Regions from separate parts of the Homo sapiens genome. Here all the other regions are linked to region 3. Evidence: chromatin contacts called from ENCODE Hi-C or POLR2A ChIA-PET data. All regions are on one chromosome and are shown on one strand. The core of a region is the stretch at or near the end of the contact, and the rest is flanking DNA. Distances in the headings are between cores, read along the strand shown. Region 1 holds the start of CHMP6 (charged multivesicular body protein 6). Region 2 overlaps RPTOR (regulatory associated protein of MTOR complex 1). Region 3 overlaps RPTOR (regulatory associated protein of MTOR complex 1).

Region 1 (4,500 bases), core at 769-3,268, 160 kb before region 3:
CAGGGCTCAGACATCCCCCCGGCTTCTCTCCTTGCGCTTCAGCCGCATGAGATGCCTGTGGCTTCCCTGCCCCTTTGCCAACCATCCGGCTGCAGGGACACCCACTCGGCCCCGCTGACCGCCTCTCATCTGTGTGCCGTCCCAGAGAGGGCACTCGGCCACTGAGGAACTTCAGCCAGTCCTGCTCTATCAGGTCCTTAAGTTTTCCAAACGTCATCACTTCAGACAATGCTGAGCCCGTGCAGGCACAGGGATTATGGCCTTAAGGCAGGAGGCTGAGGAGAATTAGCTCAGTCAGGGCCTGTGTGCCTCTTTAAGACTCCGCATGGGAAGCCAGTGCTCCCTCTACCTGAGAGGGCTCATTCCCGGTTCCCTCCACCCACGGAGTCTCCCCCTCGCCGTGCCAAGGCCTGTGGGTCCTCTCGTTGCTACAGTGAAAGGTGCCCCCTGCCCAGCCCCACTGCTGGGGAGACCCAGGGGCCAAAGGCAGGCAGGTGTGGCCAGGCTGCCCCCCTGTAAAACAAGGTCTCAGTGGAGGGTCACAGGCCACGTGGGGAACACCTGTTATCCTAGAAAAACAGAAAAAAAAAAGCAATCATTTGTGCTAGTGTGTGCTAAGGATGCTGTTCCCAAGCACCCAAAATCCCAGGGAGACCTACGGCAGCCCGCAACACGGGTCTGCACAGCCGAGAGCCCACAGTGACCCTTGGCAAGTGGAAAGCTGTGCTTGAAGAGAAACCGGAGCTGAGTCCTTAAAGAGAGGGGAGGGAGTGCCTTGGGGCTGGCAGGGTAGGTGGAAGGTGGACGATGGAGGCTGGGTCCAGCTGTCTTGCAGGCAGCTCGGGACGGTGCCCAGCGCTGTGCCCATCTTCTCTAGGGACAAATGTGCCCGTTGTTTCTTTTCACAGCTTATGGACTCAGATGCCAACGTAAGATTCCCTCTTTCATTTACATTCGCTTCTCTTTTAGTATAAAATTAACCTATTTCTGTTGCACAAAATTTAGAAAAGAAAGCATCCGAAAAAGCTAGCCCTGCTTTCATTTCGGGGTCTCTTTCGTGACACGTTTATCTCGTTACAAAAATGGACTATTCTTAACCCGCCCTGTCCCTGACATGCCAGGCGATTCCTCCTCCTACAGAAGCTAACTTTCACATGGGAAAAGGCACCACCACCGGCCCGGCTGTGCCCCGGGGGGTCAGTCTGGAGTCGCCGCAAACAAACGCGCCAAACACGGTGGTCCCGTACCCAGGCGCTGCGGAAGCCCGGCAGGACCCCGGCAGGACCCCGGCAGGCGTTCGGCGCACCTGTCGGCCGCTCCTCGGACCAGGGCAGACTTCCTTCCAGTCCTGGCCTGGATGGGGTGAGGGAGAGGGGATGCCCCGCGCTGCCTCGCGAAGCCGGCAGCACCGCCGGGGCTCCGGCCCAGGGCACCAGGAGGCAAATGAGCCGCGGGACGGGGGCGGGGGCAGCGACTCCGGGAGAGCCGGGACCTGCTCCCGCGGGCCCAGAGCCAGGGAAAGCCCAGCGCCGCGCGGACCCCACGGACGGGCCGCCAGGCTGTGGCCGAGCCCCGAACGCCGGCGTCGAATCCCGCAGTCACCAGCCGCGCCCACCCCGGCGGGGCTCGCAGAGGCGGACGCGCGGGCCCCGGGGAAGACGGCAGCCACGGCGCCGCGCAGGAGACCCCGGCCCGAGGCCCCGCGGGCGAGGAGGGACGCAGGGCGGAGAGACCGAGGGGCCCGGCTGCGCGCTGCGCCTCAGTTTCCCCATCCGAACGCGGGGGGCCGAGGGCGCGGGGCTCTTCCGGCCCCGCCGCCCGCCCCGGCCCCGTCGCCTGTCCCGGCCCCAGCCCTGACCCCGGGCCCGGGCCCTCACCAGGATGGCCTTGTCCTGCTCCGTGACGCGGCTCTGCTTCTTGCGGCCGAACAGGTTACCCATGGCGGCGCCCGCCCCTGGCCCGGGACCCACCAAGTCCAATCGCCACCGCCGCCCCGCGGCCACCGTAGCTCGGGTCCTCCCGCTACGGCGGCCGCGCCGGGCCAGGCGCCGCGGAACGCGAAGGCCGAGCGCCGCCTCCGGCCGCGCGCCGTTGCCGCGGGTTCGAAACCACAGCCCGCCGGTCTCGGCGACCGCCGCGAACACCGCGGCCTCCTTGGACCGGTACGGAGAAGTGGCACGGATACCTGGATGTTAGGGCCCGCGATGTTCGGGCCCGGGATGTTCTAAATGACGTGTTTCCGTGCACCCTTCCTGTGCAGGTGAAGGCAAAAATTTCTTATCTCCTAATTAGGTGGGATCCTTTTAGATTAACATAATTCAGTCTCCCCAGGCTTTCAGGAATCTTGTGCAGGAATCACTGTCCCACTGGCTCTGAACACAAAATGCCGCATTAATGATGTGATATCCAACGTTTTGCACTTTTTTTTTTTTTTTTTTTTTTAGATGGAGTCCTGCTCTGTCGCCCAGGGTGGAGTGCAGGGGCGCTATCTCGGCTCACTACAAACTCTGCCTCCCGGGTTCAAGTGATTTTCCTGCTTCAGCCTCCTGAGTAGCTGGGACTACAGGTGCCTGCTGCCACACCCGGCTAATGTTTGTTAGTAGAGACGGGGTTTCACCATATTGGCCAGGCTGGCCTTGAGCTCCTGACCTTCTGATCCACCCACCTCGGGCTCCCAAAGTGCTGGGATGACAGGCGTGAGCCGCCGCACCCGGCCCGCTTTGCACTTTAAAATGTTCCCTGAAATGCGACCAGCAGCGCCCTCCACCCAGCCTTTCAGCCCTGGGATCTTCCCTCTTCCACTGCGCTGCTCCCTGTCTGTAGATCAGTGCCAGGAGGAGACCAGCATGGCTGGGCTCAGCTTCTCCTTCCAAGGAATCGTGGCTGCGTCCCCCACAGAAGCATTCTTCCCTGGGGGGCTAAGAAACACATGAATGGGGATAAAGGGTAAAAGGGAGAAGCCACCCCGGTTCCCGCCTGAGTATCCTGACTGTGGTTCCTGAGCATTCACTAAGTGTCAAAGAAAAGCACTCAGCTGAGGATGGCTTGAGGCCAGGAGTTCAAGACCAGCCTGGCAACATAGCAAGACCCCCGTCTCTACAAAAAATATAACAAATAACATCAAAAGGAGAATAATTATCACCTGTTCCAAACCTCTGGACTCCAGAACCTTCACTGAGGTGAGGGGGCCCCTGAATTTTTGTGGGGTTCATCTCCCACCCTCTGATTTGTCTCACCAAGACATCTGAAGTACTTTTTTCCTTGGTGTCCATGGGGACGTTGAGGAAAAAAAAAAAAAAGACTTGCTACTCCCTGCTCCTCATGAAGGGGGAAGGAAGAGCTGGGTAGAGGAAGGCGTGATCCTTGGCTAGGGATCCCCCCACCGCCTGTGCCCACAAACCTAGGTGAGGACAGGGATTTTTGTTTTCCTGCCCAAATGTTGCATTTCCAAAGACCACCCTGGCCTGCCACGCCCCCATCCTGTCCCTATAAAATCCCCGAGACTCTAGCAGACTCCATCTGGCCAGGTGTGGTGGCTCACGCCTGTAATACCAGCACTTTGGGAGGCTGAGGTGGGTGGATCACCTGAGGTCAGGAGTTCGACATCAGCCTGGCCTCACATAGTGGACCGTGTCTCTACAAAACTACAAAAGTTAGTGGGGCATGGTGGCATGCACCTGTAATCGCAGCTACTTGGGAGGCTGAGGCAGGAGAATCGCTTGAACTTGGGAGGTGGAGGTTGCAGTGAGCTGAGATCACACCACTGTACTCCAGCCTGGGCGACAGTGTGATACTCTGTCTCCAAAAAAAGAAAAAGAAAAAGAAAAGGAATTGGAATCCATTTGATGCCAGTGTCTTGTCATTCCTGAGACGCTTGAGTATTTCCCTCCCTCTGTTACACAGTTACTTTGGTAAACAGGTACAGGTCCCTTTGGGGGACTCTTCCCGTGGCTTTGCTGCTGTATTCCTTGCAGCAATGCTTCAGGGGTCTCCCTCAAGGAACCTGGCCCCCAACTCAAGGGCTCCAGGTCTGTGAATTGGCTCAGCCTGGAAACAGGTGAGAGGCCGTGGCTGTCCACTGTGGTGACTCAAGTCAGGTTTGGCCACCAGACCCAGAGTTTTGTTTCTGTTGTGTAAGACAAACAGCACTCTGGTCTGCCAACCCTTTGTTTCACCCTGGGCACTGTGATTCGCCGGAGGACCCTGCAGGCCACGGCATCCCGAGCGCCAGTTCCTTCTGCCGCCGCTGGCACACACAGCCCGCGTGGGACTTGACGGCGGCGGTTGCCCCCTGTCCTGCTGCTGCTCTGGGATGTGTCACCCCATGGAGATCAAGGAGCGCATCTCTGCCGGGGCACCCCTCTCCCCGCGGTCACACTTGGCCTACGAAGGAGAGCAGTAGCAGGACTTTTCAGGGTGCAGGGGCTCCCCTCGCCCGGGTGTTCCTCACGTCCGGGAAGGTGGTGCTTCTGAGCCTGCAGGGCGTGGCTGGGTGTGGGC
Region 2 (4,081 bases), core at 294-2,793, 180 kb after region 3:
AAATGAAATCAAGTACCGCAGACACTTTGAAGTGGCCGTCCCCCTCCAATCTGTTATTGATCGTTTCCCCCTTGATCAGCACTTTCCAATTTGGCTGGAGCAGGATTTTACAACTCTTCCTAGTTGCATATGGCGAGCATACGGTGGGTTCCTCATCGTCACCTCCAAATTTAGCTTTCCATTCTTTAACACATCACACCTTCCACTTTCTGACTTAGAAGCAGCACTTCCATCCCTCGCCTGGCACCTGCCTGTCCTTCAGAGCCATCTCCGCATCGCTCTGTATCACGGTCCCCAAGTTAACTCAGGAAACACACATGGCACGTGAGATCTGTGAAACGACAACAGCTGAGCTACAGTTTTAGTCCCCAGCCTGACGGTGGGGGGTCCTCATTTGCAATTTGTCATACACACAGACAACTCCCTTGTTAAAGGGAACATGATGATGAGAGATAATATCCTCGAGAGGCCTGTTAAGGACAGAGTTAAGCCCCTACTTCTCTCTAAAAGTATTACACTTCAAGTAGGTCAATTAATAGAGGAAGAGTCAGGAATGCAGTTATCCCCGCAAGAGGATAAAACCAGAGATAAGGCAGGATGGGGAGGGGCTTAAGGCAGCAAGACTCCTGGGCAGAATGTTCTGGGAGGGGCCTCCACCACCTCAACCATGAGGGAGAGGAAGGGATAAGGGACAGAAAGGGATGGGAAGTAAGGATCTGATGACCAACCACCATGGCCTCCCTGGTGCAAATGCTTTATATACTTTTATTCTGTCCATTAACTCTCATTTGCATGTACAAATTTTAAAAGTTTAAATAGTAATTTGTCCAGAGTTACATTTCTAAGAAGTGGCAAAGCCAGAACTAAACCAGTTCGCATTCTTTCCACAGTTAAGCTCTCCCCACCCCACCCCTCAGTGCACTGGTAGAAAGGAGACCACATTTCCCAGGGAGCTCCCCTACCAGTGAGAGGGGCGCTCCCGCCCAGAAAGGGAAGGAGCGGTGAGCCCAGCACGACTCTGCGGACCTACGAGGCAGAAGGGAGGAGGCGGACTCCACCAATCTTCCCTAGGCAGTGTTTAAACAGGCTGCGGCCCATGCTGCAACCCACTCTAGTCAACACGCGTGCTCTTCAATCCCAAATGGGCTCTCTAGTGAATCCCCTAGGTGGCCTCGGAGAGCAAGAGTCCAACACAGGGCTGGCCAGCAGGGGTCCCCTCTGGGACCAGCTCTAATGGACTGAAACCCTGAGGAGTCTAGTCACAACAGGCTGCCATCCTCCAGGAGGCTGCAGAACCATGCCTTTCTTTCATTCTTCTTTCTGTAATGTCTTTGGTGTGCCTAAAAGAATTTATAGGTCATGTCACTAAGGTATTCGGAGGGATAGCAGTAGGTGACAACACCTTTATGCTCTGGTGCAATTGGTCTAAAGAGTCCGGAATAAACTGCTTCGCATAATCTAAGCTTGCTTCCAGGAAGCTGCTTCCAATACCATGGCCTCTGGGGACAGGGCAAGGCAGGAAGTGCGTGGGCAGGGCTGACTACGAAGGCTTCTGGCTGAAGAGCATGAATCAGAGTTCTCACTGAACACGGCACGCACGTGGAAAAGCTTTCAGGCGAGAAGCACTAGAAAGGAGGGAAGACGAAGTGGGAGAGCACTGCTGAGGCCAAGGCAAAAATATAAGTAAAAACATTGATCATAGGAACAGTTCTTAACTTTCTGGGCAGTAAGCAGTTAAGTGAAACTGTCAAAGCACCACAGTTAACCCCAAGACCACCAGAAGATATTGTCTGTACCGTCCTGCAAATTTAATGAGTACACAGGCAAAGTGCTTCACACCAGGTACTGAATTATGCAAGCTGTGAGCCATCCACCCACAGTTCTGCCTTTGCCCATGAGTCCTCACTGGCAGCTTGTCACAGAAACTCAAGGTGGATGAAGCCCAACCTTAGGACCCACAGAGAAGAAAGTCAGGTGAGTTTGGGCAGGAGGAGGGAGGGCTGGCGGCAGGGCAGACAGCAAGACGGGATGGATGATGGAATGGTAATGGCATCAGGGCCGCACGCCAAGGGATGCTGCCAATCGCAATTATAGGGCCATTTTCACCAGCTGAACTGGACTGTCAATTTGGAACTAATGTCGCAACGTGAATGCCCCAAGCAGGAGTCACAGCGAGTAACGGTCCACCTTGGGCTGTTCCATGAATAGCTTTGGAGCACCTCCAGGTGTGGAGTACTGTCCTAGGGCAACTTAGCTGCTTCTTCCCCGATTATCCATATCTGAGCCTGAAAATCCTAAGAAAAGGTAGAACCCACTGATTTATGCGTCTTGACTGCATCTGTATTAGCCCATTTTCATGCTGCTGATAAAGACATAACCAAGACTGGGCAATTTACAAAAGAAAGAGGTTTAATAGACTTATAGTTCCACATGGCTGTGAAGGTCTCACAATCATGGCGGAAGGTAAGGAGGCGCAAGTCACATCTTACATGGATGGTGGCAGGCAAGAGAGAGCTCGTGCAGGGACGTGAGACTTGTTCACTACGGACAACAGCACAGGAAAGACCCGCCCCTATGATTCGATTACCTCCCACTGGGTTCCCCCTATGGCACGTGGGAATTGTGGGAGTGACAATTCAAGATGAGATCTGGGTGGGGACACAGCCAAGCCATATCAGCATCCATCTATAAAATTCATTCCAAAACATTTGGGGGTGGGGGGCACAAGGAAGCGAGTGACTTGTGCTGATACCAATTGCTTTGCCCACAAAGCAGAGGCCTGTCTAATCATCCCAGGGGAAAGAAGACAAGTGGATCTTAGAAGCCATCCATGCAGTGCTCCCCAAAGCCAACCCGGCTGCCTGACTAGGCGCCTCCCACCACACCTAGCAGTGTGAGCACTCAATACCAAGGGTTTCACAGTTTGTCACACATGGCCACATGACACTCCCTGTGAGGTGGACAGGTCAAGCAGCAGCCCCATTCAGGGACAAGGAGAAGATGCCTGGATTCCAATTATCCTCACTCCAAACCCCTAAACAACATGGAATTACACATAAACATTCAGTTCTGCAAATAACACTTGTGCCTAAAATCCAAAAGACACACCTGTTAAGTAGAACCAAAACTGCCCACCACTGGCCTTCTCAACCCCCTTGCTCCCCAAACCCCCTCCTCCCAACAGGAGGTATAGTCATCAGCTTCGGTTCATTCAAAGCATCTCATAAAAGCACACAAACAACTCTATTATCAATACCACGAAAGGATGACTGTCATTTACATTAAAATGCAATAACAATTTCTACTGGGCTAATGGACCAGATCTTGGGAGCTGTTTTGTTCTCTCCTTGAACATACTCTGCTTGGGGTTAGGCACTATAAAAAACATGTTTATCTAATGGCAAAACCAACTTTCATCCCTTAACCACAAATTAACTGTGACACATCTGAGAAGCACGGTGAACTGAAGGGAAGCTGACATTCAAAATCTGTTCACTGTAATCCACAAACCAGGGCTGTGCATGGATAAGTAAGAACTGTCCACCACATGGAAACTGACTCAACCTGACCGCTCAGCTCCCTGGAAGCCCCACGGCCGCCACACAGGACTTGCTGCCTTCACTACTCGCAGACCTGGACAAGATGAGAATGAGCTCCTACAACAACGTGGCTCCATGACTGAGGAGCGCCTTCCGCCTCCTCCCCTAGACACACCTGCCCGACGGACAGACTTGGTCAGTGGAGGCACCGCCATGCTGTTTCATCTTCCTTAGTAAATGATAGATATTCCCATAGAAACTTATTTTTAAGGCACCAGAAGAATTAAAGCTCACCCCAAGTAAAGAGGTGTGGCCTCTGCTTCTGGTGTTGTCCACTCTCTCTGGGGAAAGAAGGACACAGAGAGCGAGGCCCCTCCTGCTTGTCTTTTTCCACAGGCTCCAGCTCCTAACTTCCATCCTGTACTAAACTGCCAGTAGCCCCAATTTGTTAGAAAAATTCTCTAAAAAGATAAATTCTTCACTGTATGGTCCCAGCTTTATAATAATCTCCTACTCCCATTTCCCAATAAAACTTTCATTTG
Region 3 (4,144 bases), core at 1,347-3,846:
CTTGATCTCCGCGGATACAGGTTGAGTATCTCTTCTCTAAAATGCCTGGGACCGGAAGTGTTTTGGGTTTCCGATATTTTCAGGTTTTGGAATATTTGCATATACATAATGAGATATCAGGGGATGGGACCCAAGTCTAAGAGTAAACTCCATGTATGTTTCATATACCTCTTACACACACAGCCTGAAGCGAATTTTACACAATTTTGTGCATGAAACAAAGTTTGCGCCCGCAAGGTCGGGAGGGGAACTGTCCACCTGTGGCAGCGTGGTGGCCCTCACAGAGTTTCGGATTTTGGAACATTTTGGATTTTTGAATTAGGGACACTCAACCTTCGTCGTAGGGATGGAGGAAGGACAGCAATCCCTTCAGCCCTACTCTCCCTTTCTGCTAGAAATATGTTCCTTGTGGAAACCGAGTGATGATCAGTATACTGGATTCTGCTTCTAGCACTGCGCTCTCTTCTCCTGGGTAATTTTCTAAGAGACTCGAGGACTCTGTGTTATTTTTTAGGTTAATGACACTCCGTGCTGCCGTGTCAAAGGGCATATTTTCTCAATGTCTTAGTAAAGGACCAAAATGAGAATGAAAAATGTTAAAATCCAGAAAAAAAAGTAAAAGTTTAAGATGAACAAAGGGACTAAAGAGCAATTTTTCACTTTCAAATATATGAAATATATTTCAATTTTCCCAAGACTGGCCCTCTTTGCACAAACATGCCCTTCCCCTGCCAACAGAGTTAAGAAGCAATCAGGAGATAATCAAAAGGCCTCAAAGTACGTGCAATAAATAGCTCCCATATGCCCAGTAAATCCCCAGCTGCAGGCAAATGGTATTCAGCAGCATTGAGGGAGATTTTACTCTTTGTTAAGACAGAAGCAAAGTCAATTATTGCAATTAAACTCTATAAAGATTCCTCGAATTTAATCAAATAAAAAGTTTCTGCTTCAGGAGTTAGAAGAAAGTGTGTGCAAGTTAGGGGAGGTGGAGGCGAGAGGAGGGCAGAGAGGGTGTCCGGGCCGTGGGCCGAGCAGACCAGCGTGGCACCTGGTGTGGCCTCGGTCAGTGCTGGGCAAGGCGCCTTTGGAACCATGCCTCCCGGAAAGCCTATTCGCACGTTCTCCAAGGCCCTCGCTTGGTGTTGAAGGCCTGAACTGCACTGGAGACATCGCTCAGCACACCGGACAGGATGCCGCCCAGCAAAGCTGTGTCAGAGCCACGGGTGACAATCTCTCTCGGACACGTGACCCATGTTGCTGCAGTGGGACATGTGCTCCTAAAAGGCTGGGGGCCCACTTGGATCCAGCCCCGGGGTGGGAGGCGGGGACTGACCCAGCTCCACATTTCAGACCAGAAAAGCAGCCCCAGATGGTTCTGGTTTCACTGATGCACAGAGGCTCAGGAGGCTGCGGGGATGACACAAAGCCCAGGAGGAAGGGCTGTGGCTCGGCGCCCAGACGATGCACGGAGGCTGCTCGGGGCCGTCCGGCTACCCAGGGCTGTGGACTCGAGGCAGAGCTGTCTACATGAGAGGAGGAAAATAACTTTGTTCAAGTACTAATGAGAAGAAAGGATGTAAAAGAACGCCTACAAACCGCTGAAAGACAAGCGCTGGAACCCGATTATCAGCACACAGTGAAGCGGCCCTGAACCTCAAGCCACAGCTCGGCCTGGGCCCGAAGGACAGCCCCACTCAGAGCAAGGCAGGGAAGACGGAGGTACTGGGAGGAGCTTGCACCCTGGCACCGCCTGCTGAGCAAGCCAGAGGCCCTCTCGGGGCCGTGGGTGGTTTATTTATTTATTTATTTAACCAAATTACAGGGCCAGATTACCCATTAAATTCTAAAATCGCATGGCAACCTTTTGTTTTGTTTTGTTTTTTGAGACGGAGTCTCACTCTGTCACCTATGCTGGAGCGCAGTGGTGCGATCTTGGCTCACTGCAACCTCCGCCTCCCGGGTTCAAGTGATTCTCCTGCCTCGGTCTCCTGAGTAGCTGGGATTACAGGAATGTGCCACACGCCTGGCTAATTTTTGTATTTTTAGTAGAGACGGGGTTTCACCATGTTGGTCAGGCGGGTCTCGAACTCCTGACCTCAGGTGATCTGCCTGCCGTGGCCTCCCAAAGTGCTGGGATTACAGGCGTGAGCCATTGCACCCGGCCTGCACGGCAACCTTTTAAACAGCAGAACAACGGTATTCTCTAATGAACATTTATCTGTTGATTAAAACTGGCTGCATTTTCTACGGTAAAATCAACACACACTTGCAGCTCTAATTTGGGATTCCCAGCTAAAGACAAGTGGGAAAGTGGGTCCTACGTACACACGAGAGGCCATGGTGGTGGGCTTCGGCGGCAGCAGCCAGCCCTGTGAGGTTTGGCAGCACACGACAGCAGAAGGTGGGAGGGGACCGGGAAGGTGTCTGGATTAGCACTTCCCACAGCCTGCGATCAAGCTGCCTGGAGAAGCAGGGCTGGAGTGCTGGAGTGCAGATCTGAGGGGAGGAGGCTGTGATTAGCTGTGACCAGCTCATCTGCATCGTGGGCTCCTCCCCCCCAGCAGCTGGGGGCAGAGGGACTTTCTAAGCTGTTGGCTGTTCTGATGAGTCACTCGCCTGGAAAACATGTCATCCAGGCAAGAGCTGGGTTTTCAGGAAACAGCCCTGAGATGGCGGGTGCCCAGGAGGTGGGCTGGAGGAAAACCGTCCAAGTCCAAGTCCGCACAGCCTCCATCTGCGCTGATCAGTCAGAGCGCGCCCGCCCCGGGAACGGAAAGCACGGGTTATTACCGCAGAGAAACGCAGGGTTTCAGGACCCCTGAAATTGAAAGTGAAGGAGAATGACTCCCCGGTGACTTTGCATCAAACATTAAACAGAAAGCCGGCTCTGAGTATTCATTACTGCCGCGGCCTGAAGCAAAGTGTAAATGCAGATGACTTCATGTTTTAACCTCAATGTTTGTTAGGCTTTGTTCCCTCTTTCCTCTTGCTAAAAATTCAACCTCTCCATCACCACCCAAGGAGTATAATAGCTAGATTGTACATTATTTATTCCAAATGCTCTTTTCTGCTATCTTTCCTGTGTGCTCCCTGGGGATGTACACACTTTGGTCTATTGATGAGGGGAGGAGAGAGCTCTGGGCATTGTTTTCGTGGCAGACAGCCCTGCAGAGCCCCCGGTGATGCTCCCATGGTGAGGAGCCCACCTCCACAGCAGCTCAGTCCTCAGTTGCAGTTGGCAAAATCTAGTAACAGAGGAGAGCACGATTCTGTTTCTGAGCCGAATGTTCTCCGTCTGAGCGTCTGAAACCACTCCTCACTCCTTTGTGCCTCCCTCCCTGCCCTTGTTAAGGAACAGCATTGGAGCTGGGACATGCCACTCAAGGTGGAGGCCACATTCCCTCCCTCCCTGGATGAGGCTGGACCAGACACTGCCACAGGACAGGGGGGCGATGGGCATGTGAGCTCCAAGTCTGTCCCCCAGGCCTGAGCTGCCTCGTCCACTCCTCGCGGCCTTCCCACCTGCGGGAATGTTGCTCCAGTGGCCAGCACGAGCTTCCACGGGGGATGGAAGCCTCCAAGACAGGAGCCGCCTGCACCCTGACACCTGGGGCCACGGCAGCCTATGCTGCCTATGCTCACACATGCCCATTTGTAAAGCCCCTGGATCACGGGTTCCCAATGAATGGGTGTTTCAACTAGTACACCTAACTACCTCCAGGGAGAAAGGCAAACCATTCAATGGAGTTTTTCCACACTAACCCAGCCGGTGTCTCAAGAGCGGTGTTGGCTGCATGCCCTCCGTATCCACCTGGCTCAAGCCCTTATAGCCAGGCACCAACATCTTCCTCATCTCTGGCTCAGCATAAAGGCCCTCCACAATCAAGACCAGTACCAAGTCTGTGTGGTTACGCCTCCCTAAATCTGCAACATGGTAACATGGTGGAATGGACTGGCTTCTTGTTAAATTTTACTGTGTGCACAGTGATACACAGGGATACACGGTGACATACAGGCACACACAGGGATACACAGTGACACACAGGGATACATGGTGACACACAGGGATACACGGTGACACACAGGGATACACAGTGACACACAGGGATACATAGTGATACACAGGGATACACAGTGACACAGT

What was found. Hi-C counts contacts between places; a loop is a spot of excess contacts on that map. ChIA-PET counts read pairs that join two places held with the same protein, here RNA polymerase II (POLR2A). Pooled maps may share reads with other maps.
Region 1: a pooled map shows a loop between it and region 3 (3-fold over the local background). The contact joins the promoter of CHMP6 here to the enhancer-like site in region 3. A Hi-C loop is called at or near these places in 4 of 37 single-sample maps with no recorded cell type and 2 of 50 pooled maps. POLR2A ChIA-PET finds 5 or more read pairs at or near these places in 2 of 52 experiments (B cell and activated CD8-positive, alpha-beta memory T cell).
Region 2: a pooled map shows a loop between it and region 3 (5-fold over the local background). The contact joins two enhancer-like sites. A Hi-C loop is called at or near these places in 4 of 50 pooled maps. POLR2A ChIA-PET finds 5 or more read pairs at or near these places in 2 of 52 experiments (CD4-positive, alpha-beta memory T cell and activated CD4-positive, alpha-beta T cell).

Annotation. Positions count from the first base shown.
Region 1 is chr17:80,989,359-80,993,858 of GRCh38, reverse strand. It overlaps CHMP6 (charged multivesicular body protein 6), which reads right to left and starts at 2,018. Exons shown (of 8, transcript NM_024591.5): 1 at 1,878-2,018. The coding sequence starts at 1,940. RefSeq lists silencers at 1,316-1,505, 1,516-1,665, 1,796-2,125 and an enhancer at 4,473-4,500.
Region 2 is chr17:80,647,338-80,651,418 of GRCh38, reverse strand. All of the region lies in intron 3 of RPTOR (regulatory associated protein of MTOR complex 1), which reads right to left. Among named protein-coding and RNA genes, the nearest start is that of RPTOR, 100 kb to the right of the region's middle. Within about 2 kb of position 1,543, at least 10 of the 41 ENCODE cell types and tissues checked have a DNase peak (open chromatin) inside an H3K27ac peak, as active enhancers do.
Region 3 is chr17:80,831,728-80,835,871 of GRCh38, reverse strand. All of the region lies in intron 9 of RPTOR (regulatory associated protein of MTOR complex 1), which reads right to left. Among named protein-coding and RNA genes, the nearest start is that of CHMP6, 160 kb to the left of the region's middle. RefSeq lists enhancers at 937-1,708, 2,478-2,787, 3,254-4,026 and a silencer at 2,433-2,649. Within about 2 kb of position 2,596, at least 41 of the 41 ENCODE cell types and tissues checked have a DNase peak (open chromatin) inside an H3K27ac peak, as active enhancers do; they include B cell, where a contact is called at or near this core.